Regions from separate parts of the Homo sapiens genome. Here region 2 is linked to region 1. A link is an interaction called in ENCODE POLR2A ChIA-PET data of the cell type or tissue named here. Cell type or tissue: Panc1. All regions are shown on one strand. Each heading gives the region's core, and the rest is flanking DNA. Links, peaks and the distances in the headings are about the cores only.

Evidence for each region. ChIA-PET counts read pairs that join two places held together with the same protein. Peaks named below come from ENCODE experiments on the same cell type or tissue, not always from the same donor. Only the 100,000 strongest peaks of a DNase experiment are listed, where the experiment ranks them.
Region 2: POLR2A ChIA-PET joins it to region 1 with 6 read pairs; 3 of 35 experiments call an interaction of 5 or more read pairs at or near these places.

What each region holds. Positions count from the first base shown.
Region 1 is chr7:107,472,338-107,480,568 of GRCh38, reverse strand. The region is part of intron 6 of COG5 (component of oligomeric golgi complex 5); the gene reads left to right. It overlaps GPR22 (G protein-coupled receptor 22), which reads right to left. Exons shown (of 3, transcript NM_005295.3): 3 at 4,885-6,534. The coding sequence starts at 6,508. The coding sequence ends at 5,207. Among named protein-coding and RNA genes, the nearest start is that of GPR22, 6.4 kb to the right of the region's middle. RefSeq lists a silencer at 999-1,199. In Panc1, for the core only: no CTCF peak of the experiment used is centred there; no DNase peak of the experiment used is centred there.
Region 2 is chr7:107,368,971-107,377,201 of GRCh38, reverse strand. It overlaps COG5 (component of oligomeric golgi complex 5), which reads left to right. Exons shown (of 22, transcript NM_006348.5): 8 at 4,442-4,607. Among named protein-coding and RNA genes, the nearest start is that of GPR22, 97 kb to the left of the region's middle. In Panc1, for the core only: no CTCF peak of the experiment used is centred there; a DNase peak (open chromatin) is centred at 4,644.

The sequences.
Region 1 (8,231 bases), core at 1,873-5,872:
GCTTAGCATCTTTGAATATTTTAGGTCTTTTTCCAGCCTCATCTGGGTTCTTTTATCTCCTTACTTTCTCTTTTACGATATGATCTGAACTTTTAAAATTTCTAACATTTATTATTGGTCAACTCATTTTTAACTTTCTTAGAGTTCACTGCAGTCCCTGAGTGGGGGCTTACATTCATGAGTACATACAAGTGCTCATCTGAGATACAAAGAAAATAGTTGGTCAAAGTTTACTTTAGTTTTCTTATTTCTCATCTTATTTAGTGAAAAGGATAAAAGAAATACATTATTTTATGGTTTTCCCATTGCTTCTTGCCGTCATTCTGAAATATAACCTTCTCAGTTGCCAAAGGTAACTTGGCTATTAAAAATTTTAATTTTTAATTGAAACTGAAAATGTGAATTTTCTAACATGATTTTGAAATACAGTTTGAAGCCACTTAAATGGACAGAAAAAGCTTTATTTGCCCTTTCATTACTATTATCCTTTAGAAATGTTGCTATTTTAAAACATTTTAATTAAAAACTGTTTTTATGTAGCCATTAACAAAGAATGAGGACGATATGTTTATAAAGAGTTGGATGGATGCCCATAATAAGTTATTCAGGGAAAAAAGCAAAGGATGACATTTGTGTGTTTCACTTCATATACATTGGTATTTTCTCACTGTGTATTTTTATAGTTAAAATAGTTGTTAGAAAATATGTGTTTAATGGAAAAATGGAATGAACCAATTGAAAAATATATAAAATAGATAATTTAAAACGTCAATTCGAAATTTTCATTCTGAATAGCTTCTAATAACTAGAACATTATTTAATGTTATTTTACTTCATTGAGTTTTCCGCCTTGCCAGATATTCTTTTTGTTTTTGCCTGTGTTATCAATGTAATTTATGCAAAGCATAATTAAATAGTTATTTGAGTATTGCGGGTAATCTGTTTCTTATGGTCTTCCTTATGGTCATCATTTTTAATTCTTCAGTCTCTTATGCCAGTTTTCTTTCCTAGCTAGTTAGTAAATATTGACTCTGCCTTCACGTTGCCTGTCACATCTGTACACTCCCTTGTCAAGCTAGTGCCATCACTTTTTGCCAGGCCTTTCACTAGCTATGAAGGTGATGGCAGCAGCTTCCTATCTTCTGTGTCTCATCAATTCTGTGTATTGCTGCTTTATTTGTTTTTTTGAAGCTCATTTTTTCACCTTGTAATTCCCCTGCTCAGATACCTCTTCTAGCATAAGATAGAAGGCTTTCTGTCTTATGACCCAAATTTAACTTTCTAGATAACTTCTCGCTACTGTATTACCTTTCTTCCAAAGAACAATTTGCTCTTCCAGAATATGCTGCAGCAGCTTTATTCAGCAATGTTTTTCTTTTTACTGTTCTTAAATTCAACATGATCCCTTTCTTCTAAAGTCTATTAAGAACTTTATTCTTCTTTTATAGTATTTACCACATCTACCTCTGATTTTAGGTAATGCCATACTTTTTAATACCTTGACTCTAGATTTTAAGCTCTTGAGGGTAATGACTCTTTCATATAATTCAAAGTATCTGCCAAAATGCCTCTTTTCTGTAAGATTTTAAATGCTAATTGAATCACAAAGCTTACTTAATTGTGTAATCATGAAATGCAATAAAATTAAAAGTTTTATTGACTTTGGGAGGTAGCCTTGAAATACTATGTGGAATAAGCCCTACTAAGGTCCTGTTTTCTAATGATTTTAGATTTTTTGACCCTTAAGTCTAATTTCAGTTCAATGAGGAATCTGGTTTTTAATGCCCAAGGAACTGAGATTTTGCTACACATTTGTTCCCCCCTTATCTTCAGGTATACATCCCAAGACCACCAGAGGATGTCTGAAACTATGGATAGTATTGAACCCTATATATAGTATATCATGTACTATGTTTTTTTCCTATACATACATAACTATGATAAAGTTTAATTCATATATTAGGCACAGTAGGCTATAACAACAACTAATAATAAAGTAGTACAATTATACATAAATTTATAAATAAGTTTAAATATAACAATTTAAAACTTATAAATTGTTTATTTCTGGAATTTTCCATTTAATATTTTTGGACCACAGAGTTGACCATGCTAACTGACCATGGGTAACTGAAACTGCAGCAGGTAAAACCATGGATAAGGGGAGACTACTGTTATTTTAGTTAAAGGATGAAAGAATAGAACATACAACTAAAAATTGACTTGGGTCAGAAGTACAGAATTATCATGAATGGCCCTTTTAAAAGACATATAATTATAAATAATTCTACCTTCACAATAAGTTTGAACATTTGTTCAGTAGTAGTTGGTAGAGTAACAGCTCCCTTAAATTAACACACAAAACAAAGCAAATAAAATTTACCACATCTTGTTGAGCTCATCTTTGGTTGGTATTTAAAATACTATGCGGAATAAGCCCTACTAAGGGCTACTAAGGGCTTCTTATCCTTTGGAAGAACTGACCCAATTAACTATGTAGAAATTGATATCTATGCCTATGATTTATGATATATGGATAGAAAAATTTAGTCTGAAGAAAGGTCCCATATTGAGTTTATTGTTGCCTCTATTGCTTTTGCATTTTTAATTTTTTCATTCTAACAGGAAGAATTAGCCTTAATGCTTTTTTGAGCAAAATTATTTGAAATAAAGTGAAAAATTCACACATTGTAATGAAGACCAACGTAAAGAAAATAGAAATATTTCGTCTTTTCATAGAACAGATGTTTAATACAAAAAGTTGTCTAAGCTTCTCATTCTCACATTTAAGCTGAGGTCAGTAGTTGGAAACATAGTTGTGACTTGTTCTTGAAGCTAAATTTTTAACACATATTATTTTGGTTTACATATTATATACTACTTAGCACATTAAAAAGCTGTTAGAAGTTTTCTGATAGGTATGAGTTTTCTTTGTCGTAAATCAGTTGATGCACTTTTGTATACCTGAAAGATCATTACGGATGGTCAACAATGCTTGTTAAATGTCTGCTTCAGTGTCAAGTATAGAAATGATAGCAGTTTAAAGGGCAATATAATATTTACCATTTATTTCTTATTTAATTTCTTATTACAGAGGACAAGAAGGCATGAAAGCAGTTTAGACAAATATATTAGAAATCTCTTTTTTATACTGAGTTCTTTGGCATAGTTATAAACCTGAAGAGTAAAAATATTTAAAACACAAGGGAGTTTTTCTTAATATGAAGGTTCTAAAAATAGTCTAATTTTTATTGAGATTATAAAACTAGATATTAAAATTTTAATTTATGCTTGGGAGTCCAATTATAAAATTCATTTTTTAAATTCTTAAATGAAGATATTAATGAGCTTGTTTTATTTCCTGGGGTAAAAAATAAAAGAAGATTAGGAGCTGGTCTGTGCCAAATGTATTTACTAAACGAAAATTTTCTTAATCCTTTTGTGCCTGAAGTGTTAATTTCTCTTTGGGGTTTCAAAAAATATCTTACTTGCTTATGCTACATTTTGTCAAATTGAAGCATTTTTTTAAATTCCAAAAAACAGTAGAAAATAAGACAGAAGGAAATTGGGCTTTTGCCAAGATTTGACATTATGTTAACATTATTATCAGAAGTAAATTACTATTTAATTTGTCATGTAACCTTAGTGAGTTCAAGCTACTGCATGGTATTCATTTCTCCAAGGATTAGGGTATTCAGTAAACTAGACTGGATAAATCTCATTTATTTATATAAAAGTGATATATTATTGAATTTTTAGACATTTAATATTTTCTTTAAAAATGAATTGCTACTTGGTTTAGTGGATACAGTTTCAGAAAATAGAATAAAAGTTGTTCAGCTGACCAATTACAATGCAGTATTTTCCTATTTTAAATAACTTATTGCTAAATTTCTGATAGTGATATTGACACTTATCGATAGATTATTACATTATAACAATTGGAAAATATTTGTTTGATATGAGGTTCCCAATTCTTGTAATCTGTAGTTAGGGTTAGTAATTTCATGATTTTCCCACATGAATTGAGGGTGGGAGAGAAAAATGCCTAAAGTTAAATTAAGTGATGGTACGGTAGAAAAGTGACAAGACTTATTGTTACCTTAGTGATTTCAGTGTGGAAATAAAACAACTCATTTTGAATTACTTGGGAGCTATGATTTGGTGGGAACATTGTATAAAGTGTATTACCCTAAAGTTGTATGTATCTAATATTAGAGGCTTTGTTAGACTTTTCTATAATGATTTAAAGTCTTTTTTTTTTCATTCCTGGTATTCAGATTTGGGTAGTTAACTTTCTATTATACAAAAGAGCTGAGTTGAATAAAGTTAGGAAGTCAGCTTATTTTGATGTACTGTTCTTTTTTTTTTTTTTTTTTTTTTTAAAATCATTGCACTATATTAATCCAGAGCATTTGGCTTAGACTTAAGCAAAGTGAGGAAGGAAGAAAGAGGCTGGTGTTTTAGTATTCTTCCTTCCCTTTAGTTTCATTTCATTTGTATATTATAGGCATACTGTCCTTGAACTTAGAAAATCAATCTTTTTTTTCCTAGTAAGCATGAATTTTAAAGTTTCTCTATTTTGGTGTGTATACAGAGGTTTTTTTGGTTCATTAATTTTAAAATTTTGATAAATTCTATGATTTTTTACATTTAAAAGAATAAAGCTTCATACGTACTTAATTATTTGTGATGCATCAAATATAGCAAATACACTATACCAGGAAACATAGCATAGTGGTATGGAAAATACTGGATTGTTTTGAGCCCATAATTTTGGTTTTTAGATTAAAATGCTACTCCAGTTGTAATCTAAATATATCTGTAGTTTGTGGCTTAGAAACAATGCATTTTAACTTAAAAAATAAAGCAAGGATACCTATGTCAGTTACATTTTAAAGTTATACACTGTTTTAAGGCTATGTATTTATTCCTTAAAAAATATGACTTACATGAATATTTTCTGTTGGACATAATATTGACAAAATATACACATGATAGTACTTTAACAAACTGCCATGCAACAAATACATTAAGTAATGAAGAAATTGAATATATATGACCTATCTAATTGACATTCACATTGAAAATTTACAACATAACCAATACTTAAAATATTTTTCTTATATTTGGCAGTAATATCAGTTTTTACAATTTAAATTTAAAACTCATTTGAATGTGGATTTGGTGAAACTGAGACTTTTCTCTAGTCTGTGACAACCTGAGGCACTAAACATTTTTCTCTTATTTCACTATCTTCAAAGGTAATTTTTTTGTTTCTTTTAGGATCTATCCAAGAGTTGTGTATTACAGCATTATTAGGCAGGGGATCAGCTTCTACTATAGAAACAACTCGCTTTTTCATTTTACTTTTCAAGACCTTTTGAAATTTTTGTCTAGTGAATGCATATAATAGAGGGTGAAATATAGTTGTTCCATAAGCCATGACTAAAAAACACAATCTTAATTTTACTAAAAGGTCACTTGGGCCTAAACATAAAATGGTGGTATTTAAAACAGAAATTGGTGTCCAGCAGAGAAGAAATGTAGAAATAATCAATAAAGACATCCTGAAGACTCTCTTTTGTCTTTCTCGTCGTTCACGGTGTCGTTTCACAGCTCGCCGGAGGGCAATTATTACAGAAACTGAAGTTCTTACACCAAAGACTACATTTCTCCCACCACTGCTTTGTGACATGTCTGTAGCCTCATGTTGTGTGGTTAGAGAAATTGTCTTTTTCTTTCTTGCTTTCTTCTTCTGCCCTGTTGAAAATCTTGTGCCTATTCGAATATTAAGAGCCTGAAGTATTTTGGTGTATGTGATTAACATTACTACAACAGTGAAAAAGAATATTGGGATCTGTACTAACAGGTGATAATACATTCCCAGTTCAGTGTAGTATTCATTTGTACTGACACATAAAAGTGTCTTGTTTTCCCAGGTATTTCCACTTTGAAGACTGAAAAAATTTACCTCAATAAAAGGAATCAGGAAAGAGAAAAAAGAAAAAATCCAAATGGATATCATTAACATTACAGCTCTGCCCATTGTCAGAATTCGGTTTGCAGGTTTTACAGAGATGTCATATCTGTCCAAAGTGATAGCAAAAACGTTGATTGCTGTTGAGACACTTGCAAAAGATACACAAGCCTCATGGAAACAGCAAATGAGAGCAGTGTTACTCTCCAGTGAAAGCAGAAGGATAACTATAGTTAGAGGAATACATCCCACACAAATTATTACATCAAGTACATGAAGATTCATTGTAATAATGTTACTGACAGAGTTGATTAAGTTGGATTTCATGCAGTAAAGTACCAATACAGTGAGGTTGCTGCCAAGTCCCAACACAATTTCTAACATAAGAAATCCGGTGAGAGACACTTGAAAGCTTAACGGATATGATAGTGGTTGGTACATATTGGTGTTGATGTCATCAATGTCATCTCGCACTGTAATGTTAGATTCAGACTGCATGTTGATTTCCAGAATGGGAGAAAAACACATTCTTTTGGAGCAGTTGGTTTTTTTCCCTAGAAAGTGAAATAGAATAAACTATTTGATATTTGGCAATTTAAATGACGTATAACGTGTTCTTTGTAAGAAAAAAAATCTTTCAATTGTGTACTTAGTTTAATTTTTAAGTTTGTAAACTATTAATAGAAAATGTAGAATTAAGAACCATCAAGTTTGCATTGTTTTGATATAAAAGAAAATTGTGTTTTCCTTTTGAAGAAATAACTATGGAAATTGTTCCTCTGTAGTGCAAAGTTAATATGCTAAAGGGCTTTTCTCATTTGAGTATTTCAAGCTTATTATTTGAGATAAAGTGTATTTTTGTATGATAAAACTTCCTAGCATACAAAATTAATTTCAGCCCAGTGTCTTAAAATTTCATTTAAATGTTGTGAGTAGGTACCAAATGAATGCTATTTTAATATGCTCTAGCATAATGAGTGTAGGTGTAATTATTCCTGTGAGATTTCAAATGAACAGGACAAGTGTTCATTTAAAATGACAAATGGTACAGAGCACTAGTTTAAGATGCTTTATCCATGTTGATTGAATTCATATTCAGAAGTCAACAATGTGCTTGGTGATATTTGGGGTTATTTCCCACAGAAATAGGCCAGTGATTAATATTTTACATATCACAGTTACAATGCTCACTGAACTTTGCAGTTGGCAAACTTAAAAATTAGAAGAAGTGGGACATTATGCTAAAATAAAAAGCTACAAAGCTTGGTAAAAGAGCATTAATCACTCCTATGAAATGATTTATTTTGTGACCACACCCTCTTGTATCTTGTGGAAACAGAAAATTGAAATTTAATATCACATTAAGAAATAGCCATTTTTGAAGTAGTTTAAAGGAATATATCAGTTGACATTGTTTAAACTGAGTTTTTAAAGTAAAAGATGAAATTTTAGGGAAAAGGAGTATGTGAAGCCCGTTTTTTGAGGAAGCTTTTAAAGTTACACATTACCTGTGAAGCCTTTTGTATATATCACCCATTGTCTAATTTTGAAGAAAAATTAAAAAAAAATACAAACGCTTTTGCTAATTCATGCAAATCTATATTTTAATATATAGGGGTTTAGAATAATTTGTAAAAAATAATGTCTAATGTTCTGGGCTAAAATGTCAGTTAATCAGTATATTCATTTTAAAATATGAACTCATACAACCAACTATATTTCACATTTCAAATACAGCATTTCAACTGCAAAATCATATTCAACATAAATTATAAAAGCTAATAATTTTCAAAATTCATGTTAACTTTCACTTAATGTTATATTTGACAAGTTTTAGAATACAGTTTTATTTATGAACTTTTTTGGGAATAATATTGCAGAAACACAAATGGTAACATTATTTCTTTTGAATTAGTATGAAGTATTACTAGAGGTATATTTATTCGAGTAAGTTAAGGTCTTAGCTAACATTGAAATCCTATAAAAATGGAAAATTTTAAGTGTGCCAAATTTTCTGAACTGACAGATTAAACATCAGGTCTTTGTCACATCAGTTAGATTTATAATTAAATAAAGCAGAAATGTCAAGTTAAATGATGATTAAGAAAAATACATTTTCTCTAGAGCAAGATTCTGTTCTTTCGTAAATGTTAAACAGTGTGGTGGGGTGCATGCATCTTCTGACCTACCTGTTTGCTGTTGCCTTATGGGCCTTTTGGTTCACTATGACAGTTTTTGGCAAATTGATACA
Region 2 (8,231 bases), core at 2,617-6,616, 100 kb after region 1:
CCAAGGCCAATCAGCTTCACTGGGGCAATTCTTCCAAACATTTAAGGAATAAATAAACCAGTGTTATGTAAACTGTATCCAAGAATTGAGAAAGAGGGACCAAACATATGTACCTGCTCATTTTATGAGGCCAGGTTAATGTCAATATGAAAATGAGAATATTGTAAGGAAGTAAAATTACTAGTTGTCTTCCTTTAAAATCTGTACAAAAATAATAAGCAAAGTGTTAGTAAATGTAGCCACAGAGATCTAAAACTGATAATGTATTATGACCAAGATGGCTTTATTCCAGAAATATAACATAATTTCTCAAGTAAAGGGGGAAAATTATTATCTCAATACATACTTAATAACATTCAAAATCAATTCATGATTAAAAATACTCTTAGCAAGCCAGTATCTTTAATCTGATAAAGGGCATTTCTAAAAATCTCGATGGTGAAATATTTAAGGCTTTCCATTTGATATTAGGGATGATGCAAAAAAACCACTCTTATTTCTTCTACTCAGTGCAGTACTGAAGATCCTAGCCAAAGTAATAAGAAAAGCAATGAGATAGAGGAGAATGGGAAGGGAGAAATAAAAATTATTCAGAAATACCATGGTTATATAGTTAGAAAAGTCAAAACAATTTACTGATTGTTTACAAAAAATTTAAAAACATACAATTTATATCAAAAAATAATAGAAATAATTTAAACTAAAGATATATAAGACTTTTTCACAGAAAACTATCTATAAAACATTAAGAGAAATTAAAGACCTGAGTAAATGAAAAGAGATACCATATTCATGGATTTGAGAACTCAATATTACAAAGATATCCATTATTTCTAATTTTATCTATAGAGTTAATGCAATCTCAAACAATACCTGAAAACTTTTTTAAAAAAAGGACATTTGTCAAGCCAATTTTGAAATTTATATGGAAGTGTCATATATCAAGAAGAGCCTATACCAAATTGAAGAACAGAGGCAGAGGATTGCCAAATCTGGTATTTAAAGCTACAGTAATTTAGATAGGTGAATTGTAAGGATAGAGAAATGGTAGAGATTTGAAAGTCCAGAAACTCACACACATATTTAGAAACTTGGTTTATTGCAAAGGTGACTTTTCGGGAGTGCGGGTGATTTTTATTTGCTCTTTTTTTGATCAATTGGGTATTCATGTAGAAAAACACTAATCTTGACTCCTATTTCACATTGTATAGAAATTAATTCCAGGTGAATTGTATTTCTGAGCATGAAAGATAAACCAATAGAGTTTCAGGAGGATAACTTTATGAATGAAAGATATCTTTATGAATGTGGGGTGGGGAACACTTATCAAACAATACCAAAAGTACTAAACCGTAGAGAGTAAGATTAATAAAATGGGCTACATTCAAATTAGGAATTTCTTTTCCTTAAAATACTTGATTAAGAGTGGGAGAACATATTTGCAGTACATATAATTATCAAAGTGGTTGTATCCAAAATATATAAACAACTTTATATGTAAATGACAAAAAACAACTAGTTAAAAAAAATGGGCCAAAATATGAATAAGTTCTTCACAAAAGAAGATATCCAAATGGGTAATTACCATGTAAGAAGTATTCAGTTTTTTAGTCATCATAGAAATACAAATTAAAATCATAGTACTCACTCAAAATAATAGCCAGAATTAAAGGAATGATCATTTGAATTTTTGGCAAATTTGTGGGGCATCCACAGTTTTCATATATCGCTGGTGGGAGTGTAAATTGCTGCAATGGCTTTGTAAAATTGGCAGTATCTACAAACTCTAAGTGTACTAATATGATTTAGCAATTCTACTTTTGCCTACAGAAATGCATATGTATATATGTTCACTAATAGAGGTGTACAGAATGTTCATGGCGGCATAAATTAAAATACCTAAAGGTAGAAGTAAGCCTATTATTTATCAACAGTAGGATGGATAAACTAAAGCAAATTACTACAGTGGAATACTGCACAGCAGTAAGAAATGAATCAACTACTGCTGCATCCAACAACATGGACGAATTTCACAAAAAAATATGTTGAGTAAAAGGGACAAGCCACAAGATAATACATACTGTATAATTCCATTTATGTGAAATTCAAAAACAGAATAAATTTTTGGTGTTAGAAGTAATGATAGTGATAATATTTGGAAAGGTGCAGTTTGGGGAGCTACACAAGATTCAAAGGTGCTGATAATACTTAGCTTCATGATCTAGGTGATAGTTAACTAGGTGTGTTCACTTTGTGATAATAAAGCTGTGCTTACATAATTAGCATACTCCTCTGTATGTATGTTACTTAAAGAATTTTATTTCAGGTAATTATTTTGCAGTTTTTTTACTGGCATAATCTATGTGTTAAGCTATAAATATGAATGCCATTAATTGAAAAAGTGAACATGTTAATTGACAAGTTTAAAATTACTTCTAGAATTATAAATATTGTAAATTGTATTATAAATAATGCTGTAATATATACTTCTTTAATGATGAGCTATATTTGTAATATAATACACCATTACGTTAAAATAATGCCAATAGATTTCAGAAGTAACCTTTTCAAACATGTTTTGAGAAGTTGGAAGTTAGTAATTTTTGGAGCGGAGAATTTTGAAGAGTGGTTTATTTTAGCTAGGTGTTTTAAGTGAAAAATTTAAGTGTTTTTTAGTTGTTGTATGCATAAATCTTACAGCGTACATTCAGCTGATAACACTGAAACTGTACTGTGTGTGGAGAAGCTATGCTTTTCAGATCCTCTGATAATAGTAAAGGCAATAAATATAGTTTTAAAGTATATCTGTATTCTAGTTTTATGAGGTGAAAGTATTCTTTGATGTTGCTCCAGTAGTGCTTTCTTGGATTATACATACACTTAAATAATGACATGGGAAATTTCTTTACAGCTGCCTCATTTTGATTTTTGGTGTCTACTAAAAAGTTTAAAGATAAAACAGTCTTGGGAGAAAGTAAAAGCAAATGCTATACCCCTTGTTTTCAGTTAATAATTTTTTATAAAATAGCTTATTTTCCTTGTTGGCATACGTTAATAGAGAATTTACAACATAAAATTAAGCTCTATTATGACCATACTAAATTAAGCTTTTTTATTAGAACATTTTAATTTGAAATAATATCCATTTGGTTCTTTTTATTGTTTAATTAAAAAGAAAAAACTCAAATGAGTATTGTTATTCACCAGCCATGTTTCCTGTTATTTTCTTTAAGCTGAGTCTACTTTGCCTCTGTGTGTGAGTTTATGTGTATGTCTGCAGCATGTACTATTATTAAAATAACACCAATAGATTTCAGAGGTAACCTTCTAAAATAAACTTAGTATAGAAAATAGGTTAATGAAATAATTTAACATTTTAACCATGTGTCTCTGATAACAGACACTTACTAATGCGTGAGAGGATTTTGAGTTATTTGGGCCTGAAAATATATGTCAGTGTCTCAACTTCTAGCTTGGTAATTTGTTCGTTAACTTAGCCACAAATCCAACAACCCATTTATATCACTCTGGACATAATCCACTCATTGATGATATTTCAATACCTCCCTCATCTTCTGCCTCTCTGCTTCACTCTGCTCCATCATGGCCTTCTTGCTCTTTCCCTAGCATACTAAGCACATTGCTATCTCAGCACTTTTGCTAATACCACTGCCCCGATCTGTATTTTCCCATATCTTCCTTTGACTCCCTCAGTATATTCAAGTCTTTGTTTAAATATTACCTCAGAGGTGCATTCTCTGACTAATCTCTGTATAATAATTCCCATCATACTCTATTCTTATTCCCTACTTCACGTTTTTATAGCACTTGTTACTACCCGTTATTCTGTTTTATTTATGTTTTGTACATTTCTCAATAAATGTAAGTTCCATGAAGACAGGAACTTAATTGGTTTTGTTTCACTACTGTTTTTCCAGCACTCAGAGCTATGACAGATACAGTAGGCACTGTATAAATATTTGTAGTTAGAATGAATTAATGGGTCAGTGAAATATAATGAATAAGTCTGCATGGTTCAGCTCTCAGTCAACTCCACAGAATTAATTTATTGTCAAACAAATGTAGAAATAACAAATGTTATTTCTAATATGGTTCTTTTTATAGGGATTGGTGGTAGATTTTAAATAAGCTCGAATATTATACAACAGACTTTCAAACTTCTTGTTATTTTTTAAAGGAGGACAAAAATGGTAAGGGGGAAAATAATATACATAGTATTTAACTTTGTATTTTATGAAATAAAGTTTAAAAATAATCTTCACTTCAAAATGTGTTTTTTCTTGTCTTTGATAATTTTAAAATATGGTAGTATTTAAATATGATAGGACTGCTGAAGTCCTGCTTAAAGTTGTATATTTATGTTGATTTTGTTTGTTTTCCTATTTATATCTGTTTCCACCCCACCCCACCTTTTTTTAAGAATCCAACTCAAGTCGGAACAGCTCTTCAGGTTTTCTATAATCTTGGAACTTTGAAGGATACTATTACCAGTGTTGTGGATGGATATTGTGCTACTTTAGAAGAAAATATCAACAGTGCATTAGACATAAAAGTTTTGACTCAGCCTTCCCAGTCAGCTGTGAGAGGTATGGATGTGGTTTATATTTAGCTTCTTTATTTATTTATAACTGAGAAGTCTTTTGAATAGTATGTGAAACACTCATGTTTCAAAGCAATCTAATGACTCATTTTTTAGTAGACAGAAAATGAGAGAAGAAATTATGTTTCAGAATTTATTTATATCTTTTTTGTCTAATCAGTGAATTGAACTGGCCAACTGGTATATTCAGAACTTCTAGATAAAGATCCATAAACTGTAGCGTCATTTGGTTGAGAGGAAACAGATGCAAAAAATAAAAAATAAAAAGGCAAGGAACATATTTTTCTTCTAAAATCCTTATCCTCCCATGTACTTCTTAAAGACAGAAAATATTTTTTAAGGAATGCCGTCTCTACTTTAGCTTTCTGGACTTTTCTTTATGATAATTCTGGTACCCAGGAAAAATAATGACTGACTGTGGACATAGAAACTGATAAAATCCTTGGCAACATTACAACTGTAGTAAAGTCTAAAGAAAACTATTAAAGGATGGTAAATTCAAGGTAGAGAGGAGTAGCCTTTCATTAGGAGTCTGTAAACCTTTTCCTACCAAGACATACCTGGTGATATTTACATATACACACAGTTCTCCGTAAAAGAAGATAGAAAAGACCACAGATTATGTCCATCCTTACTTACTTGCTGCCACTCCATCTCTCTGTTTCTCCCCTTATATTCATTCTTCCTTCCTGTTGGTAAGGATGAACTATGCTTTCTCCCAGCAAAGACCAAGCACTCTGCAGTTGTATTAGATCCCATCACTACAAGGTATTGCTTTAGCAGATGCCTTCTTTCTACCAGGTTGACAATGTTTCTTTCTTTGCATCTCTTTCCCTTCACATATAGTTGTGTTATTGTATCTCCTTTTGCTTAAAACCAATTAAATAAATATATCTTAATTTCTTTCTTCAGCTCTACTACCTGCATGTTATTTCTTCAGTCTTCAGGAAAATTTCCCAAAATGTTATCTATAGTTAATGTTTCTGGTTTTTCTCCTCCCATTTTTCTGTTGAAGGCACTCTGATCCATCACAGGGTTGATGGAATAACTCATATTGAATTAATAACAGTTCCTGATCCATAGCTAATAGGAAAAAAAGTGGCTATTTATTAATTTTTAATTTTTTTTAGATTGTTAATTTTTTATTTAAAAAAATATAGATGGAGTTTTGCTATGTTGCCCCAGTTGGTCTTGAACTCCTGGCCTCAAGCAATCCTCTTTCCTTGGCCTCCCAAAGTGTTGGGATTGCAGGCATGAGCCACCATGCCTGGCCTATTATTTTTATATTTGCTATATAAATGTGACCTTACGTAATACTGAATATATATAACTTTTAAGTTGTACTGGATAAAAAGAGATGAAAGAATCTTAGGTCTTAAAGAGATTTTTAAAGGTTAGGCCTAGCCTCTGAATAGGTTTGTATTGAAACTATTCCAGAAAGAGATCTTTGTAAAGAACTTGCCAGAGGAGATTTTACTCTTGGCTTTTCCCAGCAATTATTCTCAGAAAGTTTGATATAATGTTTAAATTTCCAGGAGCAGTTTAATCTCATTCCCCCTTGTGTCGTCAAGAATGGGGAAAAAAATGAAAGCAGTTATTCATGTGCTGTCAATCCTAATGTATGCCTCTTTTGTTGAGAGAATTAAAAAAAGCTGCCTTATTACCATGTGTTGACAAGTGGATACCATGATTTAACACAGAAACCTTAAGCATCAGTTCTTTATTATTTTCTTTAAAAGCATAATCACAATTATTGTGTGTGTATATATATATATATAAATTTTTTTTTTTTTTTTTTTAGCTGGAGTTTCTGGTCACCCAAGCTAGAATGCAATTGCACGATCTTAGCTCACTGCAACCTCTGGTGCCTGGGTTTAAGCAATTCGCCTGTCTCAGCCTCCTGAATAGCTGGGATTACAGAAGCCCACCACCATGCCCAGCTAATTTTTATATTTTTAGTAGAGACGGGGTTTCATCATGTTGGCCAGGCTGGTCTCGAACTCCTGACCTCAGGTGATCCGCCCACCTCGGCCTCCCAAAGTGCTGAGATTACAGGCGTGAGCCACCGCGCCCAGCCAATTATTTTATATTTTAAAATGTTTTATAGACAGTATTAATGTTAGTTTCCTGATCTTGTTTATATTGAAGTTATGTAGGAGAATGTCCTTGTTTGTTGGAAATACACATTAAAATATTCAAGAATGATGGGCATGAGGTCAGTAACTTCCAGGTGGTTCAGGGAAAATTTTTTTTTACAATACTTACAATTTTTTTATAAGTGTAAGATTATTTCAAAATTTTAAAAATAATAGGATTCTGTCAGTGTGTGTTTCTGAGAGTGAATGGCTCACAGCTGTTGAGTATCTAACACAACCACTACACAGGAGATTGACAGTCGCATTCATGAGTGTGATGGTGCATGATCTCATTTTCAATCTGAGACTTCCTAAGAAGAGAAAAAAAATTATACACACACGCACATATATAAATATAAATAATACAATTTTAAGTATAAAAAGTAAACAGCCTGTAACTCAATAAGAAAAAGGTAAACAACCCAAGAGAAAAAAATGGATAAAGAATATGAATAGGCAGGTCACAGAAGAACACATTCAATAAGCATGTGAGAAGATATTCAGCCTCTTTTTGGAGGATGAACTAGTTATTAAGGAAATAGAAATTAATCATCAGATTGGCAAAATCTAAGACAGAACTAAGTTCTGGACAAGAGCAGAAACTCTTGTAAACTATGCAAGGAGAATAAAATTCACTTTACTCAATTTTATCAATTTTATCTCTAAGGTGGAAAATGTGTTCACCTTATGATGTTATACTTTCTAAGAATATACTGCAAGGAAAATCTGGCATGTATATGTAAGAATTTTTGTTACCTGGCCGGCGTGTTGGCTCATGCCTGTAATCCCAGCACTTTGGGAGACTGAGGTGGGCAGATCACTTGAGGTCAAGAGTTTGAGACCAGCCTGGCCAACATGGTAAAACCCCCTCTCTACTAAAAATACAGAAAAATTAGCCGGGCGTGGTGGCGCATGCCTGTAATCCCAGCTATTCAGGAGGCTGAGGCAGGAGAATCGCTTGAACCTGGGAGGGAGAGGTTGCAGTGAGCCGAAATAGTGCCATTGCACTCAAGCCTGGGCAACAGAGCAAGACTCCATCTCAAAAAAAAAAAAAAAAAAAAGAATTTTTGTTACCTCATTGTTTACAAATAGTGAAAAAGTACAAGCAATGGATAAACTAGTTTATTAAGGGGATTAATACACAGCATTTAAATTAACAAATTTCCCAGTATAGATAATGGTCAAAAACAGCACATGAAAAAGTTACAGATACATACATACAGCCTGATACCAATTTAAAGCCTAAGAATATGACAGACCATATTAAATTGTTTTTGCATGTGCACATATGTACTAACAGTGTAAATACGCACATTGGAATAATGATCAACAAATTTAAGATACCAGTGCTGGGCATGGTGACACATGCCTCTAATCCCAGCTACTTGGGATGCTGAGGTGGAAGGATCACTTGAGCCTAGGAGTTTGAATCCAGCCTCAGCAACATAACAAGACTCTGTCTCTTAAAAACAAAC